3 separate regions of the Homo sapiens genome follow, and all the other regions are linked to region 1. A link is a contact called in ENCODE Hi-C or POLR2A ChIA-PET data. All regions are on one chromosome and are shown on one strand. The core of a region is the stretch at or near the end of the contact, and the rest is flanking DNA. Distances in the headings are between cores, read along the strand shown.

What was found. A loop is a pair of places that touch in the nucleus more often than their neighbours do. ChIA-PET counts read pairs that join two places held with the same protein, here RNA polymerase II (POLR2A). Pooled maps may share reads with other maps.
Region 2: a loop to region 1 is called in a map of adrenal gland, with 3 times the contacts of the local background. The contact joins the enhancer-like site here to the promoter of HIC1 in region 1. A Hi-C loop is called at or near these places in 47 of 168 maps with a recorded cell type or tissue (B cell, CD14-positive monocyte, CD4-positive, alpha-beta T cell and 30 more), 37 of 37 single-sample maps with no recorded cell type and 47 of 50 pooled maps. POLR2A ChIA-PET finds 5 or more read pairs at or near these places in 15 of 52 experiments (A549, AG04449, AG04450 and 11 more).
Region 3: a loop to region 1 is called in a pooled map, with 2.3 times the contacts of the local background. The contact joins the enhancer-like site here to the promoter of HIC1 in region 1. A Hi-C loop is called at or near these places in 3 of 168 maps with a recorded cell type or tissue (CD4-positive, alpha-beta T cell, CD4-positive, alpha-beta memory T cell and naive thymus-derived CD4-positive, alpha-beta T cell), 4 of 37 single-sample maps with no recorded cell type and 12 of 50 pooled maps. POLR2A ChIA-PET finds 5 or more read pairs at or near these places in 2 of 52 experiments (BJ and WTC11).

Annotation. Positions count from the first base shown.
Region 1 is chr17:2,052,647-2,057,123 of GRCh38, reverse strand. It overlaps HIC1 (HIC ZBTB transcriptional repressor 1), which reads right to left and starts at 2,021. Exons shown (of 2, transcript NM_006497.4): 1 at 1,886-2,021; 2 at 1-453. The coding sequence starts at 433. RefSeq lists silencers at 928-1,047, 1,098-1,507, 1,548-1,597, 1,738-2,237, 2,988-3,457 and 2 more.
Region 2 is chr17:2,280,222-2,284,698 of GRCh38, reverse strand. It overlaps SMG6 (SMG6 nonsense mediated mRNA decay factor), which reads left to right. Exons shown (of 19, transcript NM_017575.5): 7 at 964-1,074; 8 at 1,840-2,052. Among named protein-coding and RNA genes, the nearest start is that of SMG6, 21 kb to the left of the region's middle. Within about 2 kb of position 2,203, at least 2 of the 41 ENCODE cell types and tissues checked have a DNase peak (open chromatin) inside an H3K27ac peak, as active enhancers do; they include CD14-positive monocyte and adrenal gland, where a contact is called at or near this core.
Region 3 is chr17:1,832,511-1,836,987 of GRCh38, reverse strand. All of the region lies in intron 1 of RPA1 (replication protein A1), which reads right to left. Among named protein-coding and RNA genes, the nearest start is that of RPA1, 4.7 kb to the right of the region's middle. Within about 2 kb of position 2,452, at least 4 of the 41 ENCODE cell types and tissues checked have a DNase peak (open chromatin) inside an H3K27ac peak, as active enhancers do; they include CD4-positive, alpha-beta T cell, where a contact is called at or near this core.

The sequences.
Region 1 (4,477 bases), core at 772-3,271:
CGCCGCCGCCGCCCCGCAGGTGGCAGTACTTGCCGTGGCGCTTGAGGCGTTTCTTGCACAGCGCCACGAGGTCGGGGATCTGCAGGTAGCTGGCGGCGGCCAGCACGGCGCCCAGGCTCGGCTCAGCCCCCGGGGCCACGGCCGCGGCCGCAGCCGCCTCTGCGCCGTCAGCCAGGCGGCCGGTGTAGATGAAGTCCAGCACCAGGCGGAACACGGCCGGGCTCACCATGTCATGGTCCAGGTTGAGCAGGTTGTCATGCACCACCAGGGACTTGAGGTAGGCGCTGCTGGCCGCCAGCACGTTCTTGTGCGCGCGGAAGAGGGCGTTCTGCACCACGATGATCACGTCGCACAAGAAGCCCTTGGTGCGCTGGTTGTTGAGCTGCAGCAGCAGCTGCCTGGAGTGGCCGGGCGCCTCCATCGTGTCCAGCATCGTCTGCCCAGCACACTCTCCTGCGGGGACACACACCGGCCGGGTGAGAGCCGTGCGGCGCCCTGGCCGCCTGGCCCCAGCCCGGCACTTCTCCCCTCCACTTCCCCTTCCCTCAGCTGAGCGGGGGCATCAGCCCTGCGGCCTGGGCACCGGCGAAGGACCGGCTGCCCTCTGGAGTGGGAGCCCAGGCCGGCCCGCCCGGACCAGGAGAAGGAGCAGGAGGTGAGCGGCCGCCGGTGGAGGGGAGGCCAGGGCGGCCTGCACGCCCCAGGGCACCTGGCTGGGTGCTGGGGCTTCCGAGAAGAAAACTGTTCAGGCGCAGTGACCCTTTTGGAGACAGTTACCCGATTTAAGTAAAATGTCCGCTTCAGGAAAAGTCATTCAGGGCGGAGAACTTTACCCAAGTAGGGAGAAAGGGAGCCGAGGAACCAGCGCCTCCCGCCTCGGGAGAAGTTGCCCCAGTTGGGGGAAGTGATACGGAGGAGGGGAGCGCGGTGCCCGCCCTGGCGCCGCCCTGGCCGGGGGCTGTCAACCCTCGGTCGGGGCCCGGGCGGCGGCCGCGCGGGGAGCGGAGGCAGCGGCTGCCGTGGCGGGCAGAGCGCGAAGGCCGGGCCCGGCGCGGGGAGGGCGTTATATCGGGGCAGGAGGCTGAGGCAGGAAGCAGGTGGGGGGGAGGGGGGAGCCACGCAGCTCCCAGGGGAGGGAGGGGGCAGCGCCCCGGGCGGGCACGGCGCACAGCCGGCTGCGGCCCTGACCCGGGCCTGCGCCCCACCCGCGTCCCGGCCTCGGCCTGGGCCCTACACGCGCGGGCCCGGCGCCTCCCTCCGCGGCTCCCCCGGCCCCTTCTCCCCCGGAACTCCGCCGCCCCAAACTTGGGGAAAAGTTTTCCAACTGCAGACAGGGCGGGAGGAGTGCGCCGGCCCCAGGCCCTCGGCTCGCAGCTCTTCCTCGCGGCCCCCAAATCCGGCGGCAGAGCCCGGAGCCGAGCCCTGAGCTCCCCTGCCCGCTGCTCGCCCGCCCGACCCCGTTCCCCTCCTGGCCCGCGGGGCCCCGCGGCCCGTTACCTGCGGTCCCGGCGGGCCGGGCTCCCCTCCCCGCGGCGGTGGCAGCTCTTAGCCGATGCCCCACCCGCCGCTGCCAGGCCCCGAGCTGTGCCAGGGCAGCGCCCCTGCCAGCCCCGCCCGCCAGCTCCCCTTCCCTTCCCTTCCCCTCGCCTCTCCAGCCCATGTGCGGGCAGAGCCGGCCCCGGGCCGCTGACCCCGCCGTGAACCCGGCGCGGAGCCGCGGCCCGGTGGTCCTGAGTCCGAAAGGGACGACACCCGGAGCCCTGAACGCCAGCCGCCAGCCGCGATGGGGCACCCGCGCCAGAAGATGCACCCGAGGCGGCCGACGCACGAGGACCGGGCTGTCCCGGGTCCCCCGTCCCTCCCGGTCCCCGGCTCGAGGACCCACCTGGGGGGCATGTCGAAAGCCCCGGGCCCGGCTGACGGCGGATCCAGGGGGGACGTGGCTGCGCTGCCCTCCGCCCGCCGGGCCCCCGGTCGGTCTGTCCTGCTGGTCCGTCCTCCCCGCGTCCTGGTCGCGTCTCAGCCCCGCCGCGCTTTCCGCACACTCTTATCTGGAGCGGCCCGGGCCGGCGGGCGCTGCTGCGGCTATGGCGCCACCTCGCGGGCGCGCAGGGCTCTGCGCGGCAGGCCGCTGCCTTCCTCCCGCGCACCTGAGCTGGAGGCGCACAGATGCTGAGCCCGCGGGGAGGGGCCCACCCTACCCGCAGGTTCGCCCTCCCACCTGTACCCACCTGGGACCCCGACCCCGGACACGCGAGTCCCAGAAACCCTGGGGCTTTGAGCTGAGCGCTCCCATGTACGTATTTCTAGGCACACAGCCCCAGTTCGGAAAAGTCCTGCCCGCGAGCACGGGACTCGGGTGGTGGGGGAGAGGTTATCCTGCGCAGGAGTAGCCGAGCTCTCCTGGAACTCCCCGTAGACATTACTGTACGGCACTGTCCACTTGGACGCACTCCCCAACACACCCACCCTCACTCAGGCGCATGGATTCGGTGTGCGCGGCATAAACTGATTTGTCCCCAGCCCTATCCAGGCACTGATACTAACAGGCGCTCATGTTTCCAGAAGCACACCCGCCCCTTCCCGCAGCCCTAGCGCTCTGGGATACTCCAGGGGCAGCCACGTAGGGCCCTCCGGGAACCTGGGCAGAGGTGTTACCCACACAGCCCGCCCTGAACTTTCGGGTCTCCTAAAGGAACCCACGACGAGTCATCAGGGCGACTGGAAGTGGCTGGACAGCGCCTCCGGGGGGTCCAAAGAAGTAACCATGGGGCCCTAGAATCCCCCTGTACGCCGTTTTGAAGAATCCCGCGTGGACTTCTTCTCCAACCCACCCGCCCGAAGGAAACAACAGGGGCGCCTGCGGCTGGGACCCCGCAAGGTCCCGCGCCCCACGTGAAGGTCAGGTTTGTGTGGGTGACGTCTCTTCTGGGAGAAAGGGGACCCCGCACTGTCGCGCCGCTGCTCGCAGTACTACTCCGGAAGTGGCCCCGTGCAGCCCCGCCGCGCACCAAGCCTCCTGCGAACGCCGGATCTCCGCGGCCCACGCTCCGCCTCCGCCCCGCACCTCCTGACCCCCGCCCACACACGGCGTGGAGCGGGGGGGGGGGGGGTCCCCGAGAACTCCGCCGCTTCCGATTGGCTGCGCCTCCCTCCACCGCGGAGCGCGAGGGGCTGGGGCGCTGCGTTACCATGGCAACCGGTGAGGTGCGCCCAGATCCTGTCCCTCCGAGGCCTTGGAGAGCTTAGCAACCGCGCTCGCCGCCCCCCGCGCTGTCCTCTGGCCCCCATGGCCCCGCCAGAGGTACCGGCTGAGTCACCGGGCGAGGGGCAGCGGGCGCGGCTACCAGCGGCCCCCGAGCGACACCAAGGTCTCGGGCGCCCCCCGGAGGCTCCCTTTGCTGCGCAGGCGACTTCACGGCTTCGGTGCCTGGCGGAGGCTTCGGTCCAAACGAGTCCGCCTGATTCCCGCCGCTGCCTGAGTCCGCCCCATGTTCTGGATCCATCTTACCCACTCCCTCTCCCATGTCTCCCCATAGCATCCTCACTTTAGAAGCAGTGAGGTCCCAAAGAGGAAAACGGAGGCCTCCGGAGCTGCCGGTCTCTAGGGAAGGCGGACCCCGACATCTCGCCCGAGGGACGTGCTGCGGCCTGAGGTGGAAGTTACGGAGTGTTGAGGGGAGGTGGAGAGGCTCCTCATAAGTGCTCCTAGAGCTGGGCTTTGACGGATGAATAGGAGTTCTTCTACCGAGCAGGAAGGCATTTGTGAATAACAGAATCCCTGGAACAAAGGCTAGCGGCAAGAAAACTGGAGCTCTAGTAGGCCAAATCCAGACTATGCAGGGCCTCTCTGACCCCATCTCTTTTATCTTTTCTCTTTTTGATAGAGTCAGATCCCCCACCCCCGACTTCCAAAGAGCCCCTCCGCCCCATGTATCTTGTGCAGTGGAGTCTGTGCATTGCTAACCTGCCCCAGGGGTCTGCTGTGCCCACAGTCTTTATTCTTCAGCGTTCCCCCACATCCGCTCCCCAAGTTAACTTACTGCCCCTAACCCCATCCTCAAGCCCTCATTGCTTCTGTAAGGGAGGGTCTCACAGCCCTGCCCCAGCCCAGGCCCCTAACCCCATCCTCAAGCCCTCATTGCTTCTGTAAGGGAGGGTCTCACAGCCCTGCCCCAGCCCAGGCCCCTAACCCCATCCTCAAGCCCTCATTGCTTCTGTAAGGGAGGGTCTCACAGCCCTGCCCCAGCCCAGGCCCCTAACCCCATCCTCAAGCCCTCATTGCTTCTGTAAGGGAGGGTCTCACAGCCCTGCCCCAGCCCAGGCCCCTAACCCCCTCCTCAAGCCCTCATTGCTTCTGTAAGGGAGGGTCTCACAGCCCTGCCCCAGCCCAGGCCCCTAACCCCCTCCTCAAGCCCTCATTGCTTCTGTAAGGGAGGGTCTCACAGCCCTGCCCCAGCCCAGGCCCCTAACCCCC
Region 2 (4,477 bases), core at 954-3,453, 230 kb before region 1:
CACTGACCTTAGAACCTGCACCTCTAGCCATGCCAGGTGAATATAAGATAGGAGTTTTGAAGAATGGGTAGACGCTGGGGAGAGAGAGAAGCTAGCATTTTAAATGTATTTTGAAACAGTTATGGAAAACATTGAAAATGTACATGAAGTTGGAGAAAAAGTGAGAAAGCCTTTTGGATATTCTTTCTGCCTTTGTTTCAATGTTTTCCTTTTTCCTTCTTTCTGACCCACTTCCTTTTTCTTTACTTCTTCTTTTCCCTATTAATTGCTTATAAATAGACTTGCTGAATTTCTTGAATAATATCCATAAAATGTTCAACTCAGCTACTTATTTATTTTAAAAAATTATCAATAACAATGGCAACATCATTGATTAAGTACAGTTAAGTGTGAGACAGTGGACAACACTTTGTAAACCTGAGGATACTCCTCCATTGGGTATTATTACTCCCATTGTAATGTTGAGGATATAGGAACTCAGGAAGATTATTACATAATAATGTAATAATCTTGGAGTCTTTTGTCCAAAGTTTCCGAGTCAACTCCTGGATTAGCCAGTATTTGGACCAAGGTCTGTCTGGCTTGTAATTTCGTGATTTCATTATAGCATACTGACTCTCTGATAAGAACAGGAAATATAAAGTGAATTGAACATCATGCTTTTTCTAAGAACAAGATGTAATTTCTGTTTATATTTTAAGAGCCTGTTTATTCCTTTCTCTCCTTATGAGTACTTGGTTCTTGGAGCACCTCTGCATGTAAGATATAATACTGTGCAAGAAGAGATCTGTGATGTAATTGCAATGGCTTCTCCTGTGGATAGCATTTCTGATTTTGTTGTTGGGATTCCTCTCAGTTTGGGAGACAGGCTGGGAGAGATAGTAGGGTTTCCTGAGTCAGCTGCCTCTTGCTGGAGTTAGGACGAGAATTGGTTGACTGAATGTCTCTGGCCTCTTTCCACAGAGGAGGAAGCTTGACGCTGTCTATTACTATATGCGCAGTTTAGCTGCCAGCAACCCTATCCTGACTGCCAAGGAGAGTCTCATGAGCTTGTTTGAAGAGACCAAGCGGAAGGTGAGTGGGGATGTGGCAGAACCCTTCCTTCCTCGAATAGTGCATTTCCCTGAGTGTTGGTGTGCCCTAGCTCTGCGCACCGGCAGGATCGTAGCCAGTGAGGTTTATCCAAGGTGCAGTTATTGCTCAGTGTCTGTGTGTCCTCGGGGAATGACTCATAGTGTCCTTAAATGGTCCCATCAGACTGTGCTGGTGGGTAGTTGGTCAGCCCCTGTGCAGAACAAAACTGTGATCTTCAGGAGAGCTTTCAGGGGCCCTTGGATGTACATGTACGTGCTCTACAGCCTTCAGTCTACAGAATTAATAACTATATGAAACAAAGCAGATGACACTCTGCTACTTTGGGACTGTGGTACAGTATTTTTATTGTCAAATAAATACCGGTGAGGTGAGGCTTTTCTCTTTGTAAGCTGAGTCTCAGGAAAGTCTGAGCTCATGTGTGTTTTTTGTTTTTGAGACAGAGTTTCGCTCTTGTTGCCCAGACTGGAGTGCAGTGATGCGATCTTGGCTCACTGCAACCTCTGCCTCCCGGATTTAAGTGATTCTCATGCCTCAGCCTCCCGAGTAGCTAGGATTACAGATATGCGCCACCACACCCAGCTAATTTTGTATTTTTAGTAGAGACAGGGTTTCACTATGTTGGTCAGGCTGGTCTCAAACTCCTGACCTCAAGTGATCCGCCTGCCTCCGCATCTCTAAGTGCTGGGATTACAGGCGTGAGCCACCACACCAGGCCATGAGCTAATGTGTTTGTATGTTATATAGGCAGAACAGATGGAAAAGAAGCAACATGAGGAATTTGACCTGAGCCCTGACCAGTGGCGGAAAGGAAAGAAGTCTACTTTCCGGCATGTTGGAGATGACACCACTCGCCTGGAGATCTGGATTCATCCATCCCATCCACGGTCTTCCCAGGGCACTGAGTCTGGGAAGGATTCTGAGCAAGAGAATGGGCTGGGCAGCCTGAGTCCCAGTGATGTAAGTTCCTGAGAATGATGCAATGAGCCAAACTAGCTCAGTAAGCCTGGGTGCCCTGGTTCATACAGCTGTGAGGCACAGATACTTCCCACTGATTGCAAGGAAGACAAACCACTTGAGGCTCCCTGATGGTCTTTTCCCTTCTCATGTACGCTTCCTTTATCTTTATTATGTACTTCCCTCTCTCACCACTATGTGTCACTGCAGAATTTAGTAAAAGTAGGATTAGAATTTTTTTTTTTTTTTTTTTTTTTTTGCTGCTTTTTGTTCAGCGTCATCAACATGATGCTTTAGGATTCTATGTGGGATTTTGTACTTATCTTTTCCTCTTGGTTGACCTTATATTCCGAGAATGAACTAAAGTAGCATGGATAGGTTAGTTAGTCTGATTTGTGATGGGCTTTCTATGGGATATCCTCTTATAACTCTTGGGCGGGGACTTTTTCCTTTAAGCCAGGAGAAATGACAGTAGAAAAATCACAGGCTTGTTTAGAAGATTTCTCCTCTTCATTGACTCAGTAAGTAATTATCGACAGTGTGCCAGTCACTAAAGATAACAGTGAACAAGATCTCTTGCTGTCTCAGTGCATTCTAGTGGAGGACGCAAGAGACTTAACATTGTAATTACTTCTGTTTTTGGGGTGCACACCCAGTATATGAGAGCACATAGCCATGGGACCAAAGCAGCCATTGGTCAATTGAAGTATAAAGAACAAGTAGGAGTTAGCTTGAGAAGGAAAGGGAGGTGGTAAAGTGATTCCCAGGCAAAGGAAATAGCATATGCAAAGGGCTGAGGCTGGCTGGGGGAGAGAGAGCACGGTAGGTGGAAAACTGCAGTGGCTGGTTCGTTGCGCCTTAAGGGTAAAATTCACCCAGTGGGTGGTGTAAGCTGGGGCTAGATGTTGAAGGGTCATATGATAAATTATTTGACCTTTATCCTGAAAATAGTAGGAAGCTATTGGATGCTTTAAATAGGGGAATAACATCTGCTCTTCAGAAATAAACCCTGGCCGCTTTGTAAAATGTTTGGAGAAGAGTAAGACTAGAAATAGGAGACAAGGAGGGTGCTGCGGTAGTTCCAAGTGAGATATGAAAAAGACTTGAACCAAGAAATGGCTTTGGAGGTGGGAAGAAGTGAACAGACACAAGTCATATTATTACAGTAGAATCCAAAAGACTTGGTTGAACGTGGGGAGCTCAGGGAGAAGAAAGAGTCAAGGTCTGGTGTGGTGGCTCCCATCTGTAATCCCAGCACTTTGGGAGGCCAAGGCAGGAGGTTCGCTGGAGCCTAGGAATTCAGTACCAGCCTGGTCAACAAAACGAGGCTTCTGTCTCTGTAAAAAAATTTTCAAAATTGGCTGGGCATGGTGATGCGGGCCTCTAGTTCTAGCTACTCAGGAGTCTGAGGCAGGAGGATTGCTTGAGTCCAGGAGTTCAAGGATGTCATGAGCTATGATCCAGCGTAGGTGCCAGAGCAAGACCCTGTCTCAAAAAAGTCAAGAATGAGCCCAAGAGCGTCAAGGCTGCACCACTGCACTGCAGCCTGAGTGATGAGTGAGACTCTGCCTTCCAAAAAATAAATGAATACAATCAAAAACAGGGTCGGTCTCTGTTGCTCAGGCCAGAGTGCAGTGATGCGATCGAAATCCTGAGTTCCAGTGATTTTCCTGCCTCAGCCTCCTGAGTTGCTAGGACTACAGGCACATGCCACCACACCCAGCTAATTTTTTGTAGCGATGGAGACTTGCCCTGTTGCGCAGGCTGGTCTCAAACTCCTGGCCTCAAGCAGTCCTCCCGTGGCCTCCCAAAGATCTGGGATTACAGGCATGAGGTGTATCATGTCTGTCCCATTTTATTTCTAATTATACAAATAATAGATGAATATATTTTTGGTAAAAACTTTAAATTCTTGTAGGTAGACTACAACGTGGTAATTTGTTTTCTAAACTATTGATGAAACTATATATTTTTAGTTTGTACATCATCCTTGGGTAACTATTACCCTTAATTTTCTTTAAATTTAAATCTTTGAGTTTGAGCTTTTCATTTTAGGCTACCAGCCCTCGAAGAAATCTGCAGTTTCTGGCCTGACGCGGTGGCTTACGCCTGTAATCCCAGCACTTTAGGAGGCCGAGGCGAGCAGATCACAAGGTCAGGAGTTCGAGACCAGCCTGGCCAACATGGTGAAACCCTGTCTCTACTAAAAATGCAAAAAAATTAGCTGGGCGTGGCAGCGCACTCCTGTAATCCCAGCTACTCGGGAGGCTGAGGCAGGAGAGTTGCTTGAACCCGGGAGGCGGAGGTTGCAGTGAGCCGAGATCGTGCCACTGCACTCCAGCCTGGGCAAAGAAGCCAGACTTTGTCTCAAAAAAAAAAGAAAAAGAAATCTGCAGTTTCATAACTTTTCATTTATCTATCCAGGAAA
Region 3 (4,477 bases), core at 1,203-3,702, 220 kb after region 1:
CATGCGGCTGTAATCCCAGCTACTCGGGAGGCTGAGGGAAGAGAATCGCTTCAACCCAGGAGGCAGAGGTTGCAGTGAGCTGAGATTGCGCCACTGCACTCCAGTCTGGCAACAGAGCAAGACTGTGTCTCAAAAAAAAAAAAAAAAATTTTTTTTTAATTAGCCAAGAGTGGTGGCATGCACTTGTAGTCCCAGCTACTCAGGAGGCTGAGGTGCGAGGATCTCTTGAGTTCAGGAGGTCAAGGCTGGAGTGAGCCATGACTGTGTCGCTGCACTCCAGCCTGGGTGACAGAGACCCTACCTCTGGGGAAAAAAAAAAAACTGCTGAAAGAAGCCAGACACAAAAGGATAGATATTATTTGATTCCATTTATATGAAGTCTTAGGAAAGGCAAAACTAACCTACAAAGGTAGAAACCAGAACACTGGTTGCCTAGGGTGAGGATGGAGGTGGGGAAGGAGCAAGAGGAGTTGTGCGTTGATGGAAGTATTCTATATCTCCACAGGGGCAATGTGGTTACAGGGGTGCGCACATTTGTCAAAGTTCATCAAGCTGTACATTTAAAATACGTGCAATTTGGCCGGGCATGGTGGCTTATGCCTGTAATCCCAGCACTTTGGAAGGCCAAGGCAGGAGGAGCATCTGAGGTCAGGAGTTCGAGACCAGCCTGGCCAACATAGTGAAACCCCATCACTATTAAAAATACAAAAATTAGCCAGGTGGTGGCGTGCACCTGTAACCCCAATTACTAAGGAGACTGAGGCATGAGAACTGCTTGAACCTGGGAGGCAGAGGTTGCAGTGAGCTGAGATCACGCCACTGCACTCCAGGGTGACAGGAGGAAACTCTGCCTCAAATAAATAAATAAATAAATAAAAAAGGTGCAATTTACTATACGTAAGCAAAATGTCAATGACAGTGATTTTTCTAAAAAGCAGTTATTCTGGGGAACAGTACTGGACAAGGTAAGGCAGGAGGTCAGTAATTACATTAAACACCTCTTTCTTTCTTCTTTCTAAATGAAATAGAGACAGGATCTTGCTATGTTGCCCAGCCTGGTATCAAACTCTTTCTTGGCCTCAAGGGATCCTCCTGCATTAGCCTCCCCAAGTGCTGAGAGTACACATGTGAGCCACCATGCCCGGCCATGAACACCTTTCTGTTCCGTTTGATTTTAAAACCACGTGCATGTATGAGGGGGATTCAAAAAGTACACGAAAAATGTGCATTATGAAAAAACTATGCATGCATTTCAAAAATTTTTTTTGCACTAAAATAAACTCATACTAACTTGTTATAACATGTCTGAACAAGACCTAGTTTGAGGTACTAAGAAGGATAAGACATCAGTTTGAAAAGAGCCCCTATCAGAGCAACATGAATTCTGCTAAAATGGAAACAACAACAAACAACAAATTCAAGGGGAAGGTTGGGTGGAAGAAGGATGAGATCACTTATGAAAGAAAAGTATATGGGGACGATGCTCCAAAGAAATCAGCTGTTTACAAATGTAACTCATTTTAAGGGACAAGGCCAGGCACAGTGGCTCATGCCTATAATCCCAAAGACTTGGGAGGCAAGGCAGGAGAACTGTTTGGAGACCAAGAGTTAGAGACCAGCTTAGGCAAGATGGCGAAACCCCATCTCTACACAAAATTAAAAAAAAAAAAAATTAGCTGGGCATGGTGGCATGCACCTGTACTCCCAGCTACTGGAGAGGTTGAGGTGGAAGGATCACTTGAGCCCAGGAGTTGGAGGTTGCAGTGAGCTATGATCATGCCACTGCACTCCAGCCTGAGAGACAAAGAACAAGACTCTGTCATTTAAAAAAAATTACGGCCAGGTGCAATGGCTCAAGTCTGTAATCCCAGGACTTGGGGAAGCCGAGGCGGCAGATCACTTGAGGCCAGGGGTTCAAGACCAGCCTGGACAACATGACGAAACCTCATCTCTACTAAAAATACAAAAATTAGCTGGGCGTGGTGGCGCACGTCTGTAATCGAGAGACAGAGGCAAAAGAATCACTTGAACCTGGGAGGTGAAGGTTGCAGTGAGCTGAGATTGTGCTTCTGCACCCCAGCCTGGGCAACAGAGTGAGACCCTTTAAAAAAAAAATCCCTAGTAAGTATATAAAGCAACAAATGTAATACTCAAGGGCACATGTGTTCAAATCTTCACCCCATGGACACATTATTCAACCTCTCTGTACTTCCTTCCTCTGTAAAATGGGAGTATAATAGCTATCTTCTAGGGTTACTTAAGTACTGACTACTAAAGCATCTGTCACATTAGAAATAGTCAAAAACATTAGTTCCCTTCCCCTTTCGTTATATAATTAAGATACAAATGCTATGTATTCTGTTGACCACAAGAGTTCTATGCATCATCTCTTATTTTATCATGTGACTCTTGCCCAAACGCCTTCACATGTGTGTGGTATTTGCGTACCCTTTGTGGCCTGTGTCTTTTGAACGAAAATGATACCTGCTTTAGCTGATAATGAAAGTCAGCAAAGGTTCTCCAACTCATTCCATCACCACAAACACATGTGAAACTTTCATTCTTCATTTATGAACAAAATACTTCACCTACGCTGGAAATAGGTTTATAAAATTTTGAATATAAAAACATGGCCAGGTGCAGTGGCTCACATCTATAATCACAGCACTTTGGGAAGCTGAGGCGAGAGGATCGCTTAAGCCCAGGAGTTTGAGACTAGCATGGGCAACAGAGTGAGACCCCATCTCTAAAAAATAAAAAAACTTATCAAATTATTTAAATATCTCCATGATCATTCTTTATTTTTTTTTGAGACAGTCTCACTCTGTCGCCCAGTCTGGAATGCACTGGTGCAATCTCGGCTCACTGCAACCTCTGCCTCACGGGTTCAAGCAATTATCCTGCCTCAGGCTCTCAAGCAGCAGGGATTACAGGCACACGCCAACACACCCAGCTAATTTTGTATTTTTAGTAGACCAGGGTTTCCCCATGTTGGCCAGGCTGATCTCGAACTCCTGACCTCAAGTGATCCACCTGCCTTGGCCTCCTAAAGTGCTTAGATTACAGGCATGAGCCACTGCGCCTGGCCCATGATCAGTCTTTTTAAAAGTGAAGAACCATTCTTTTCTTTTTTTCTTTTGAGATGGAGTTTTGCTCTTGTTGCTGGAGTGCAATGGTGCGATCTTGGCTTACCGGAACCTCTATCTCCCGGGTTCAAGAGATTCTCCTGCCTCAGCCTCCCAAGTAGCTGGGATTCCAGGCATGCGCCCCCACACCTGGCTAATTTTGTATTTCTAATAGAGACAGAGTTTCTCCATGTTGGCCAAGCTGGTCTCAAACTCCCAATCTCAGGTGATCTGCCTGCCTTGGCTTCCCAAAATGCTGGGATTACAGGCGTGAGCCACTGCGCCTGGCCTAGAAACATTCTTAATTTGTCTTAAAGACACAAGGTAGCAGCTATAAAGTAAATGAAAGCTACAATTTAAAATCACTTCCCCGGTTTCAGCATTCACACATTCCTAATTTATTTAAATATTCACTTGAGTCCAACAATAGTTCTTCCTGTTCCTGTTTTTCCCCCAAGCTGCCTTTCTTCCCCATTCACCTGTCCCTTTCTTCCCACTGCCTCATTCATTCATGCAACTAGCAAGCATTTATTCAGCACCTAAAACTTGCCAGCACTTCTCCAGGTATTGGGGATACAATGCAGAGTAAAATAACCCAGACATGATTGCAGGCCTCATGGAATTTACACAAAGTATTAGGCCAGGCACAGTGGCTCAAGCCTGTGATCCCAGCATACTGGGAGGCCAAGGTGGGTGGATCTCGAGGCCAGGAGTTCAAGACCAGCCTGGCCTACATGGCGAAACCCTGTCTCTACTAAAAATACAAAAATTAGCAGGGTGTGGTGGTGGGCACCTGTAATCCCAGCTTCTAGGGAGGCTAAGACAGGAGAATCGCTTGAACCCGGGAGGCAGAGGTTGCAGTGAGCCGAGAATGTGCCACTGCACTCCAGCATGGGCAACAGAGCAAGACTCTGTCTCAAAACAAACAAACAAACAAACACAATAATTTTAAAATTTTAAAAAGAAACTGATAAATCAACAAACATAAAACTGCAATTATTAATAGGTAACATAAACACTGAGCATTTACTATGTATCAGTGTGCTAAGCACTTTAAATTTAATAACTCACTCCATCCTCCTACTTACCTTATGCAATAGATATCATTGCTCTCATTTTACAGAAAAGAAACAGTTTAGTATCTTGCCTCAAGTCATGCATCTAATAAGTGAATGGGGTCGTGCGCGGTGGCTCACGCCTGTAATCCCAGCACTCTGGGAGGCCGAAGCAGGTGGATTGCTTGAGGTCAGGAGTTCGAGACCAGCCTGGCCAACATGGTGAAACCCCATCTCTACTAAAAATACAAAAATTAGCCGGGCATCATGGCAGTCTCCTGTATTCTCAGCTACCTG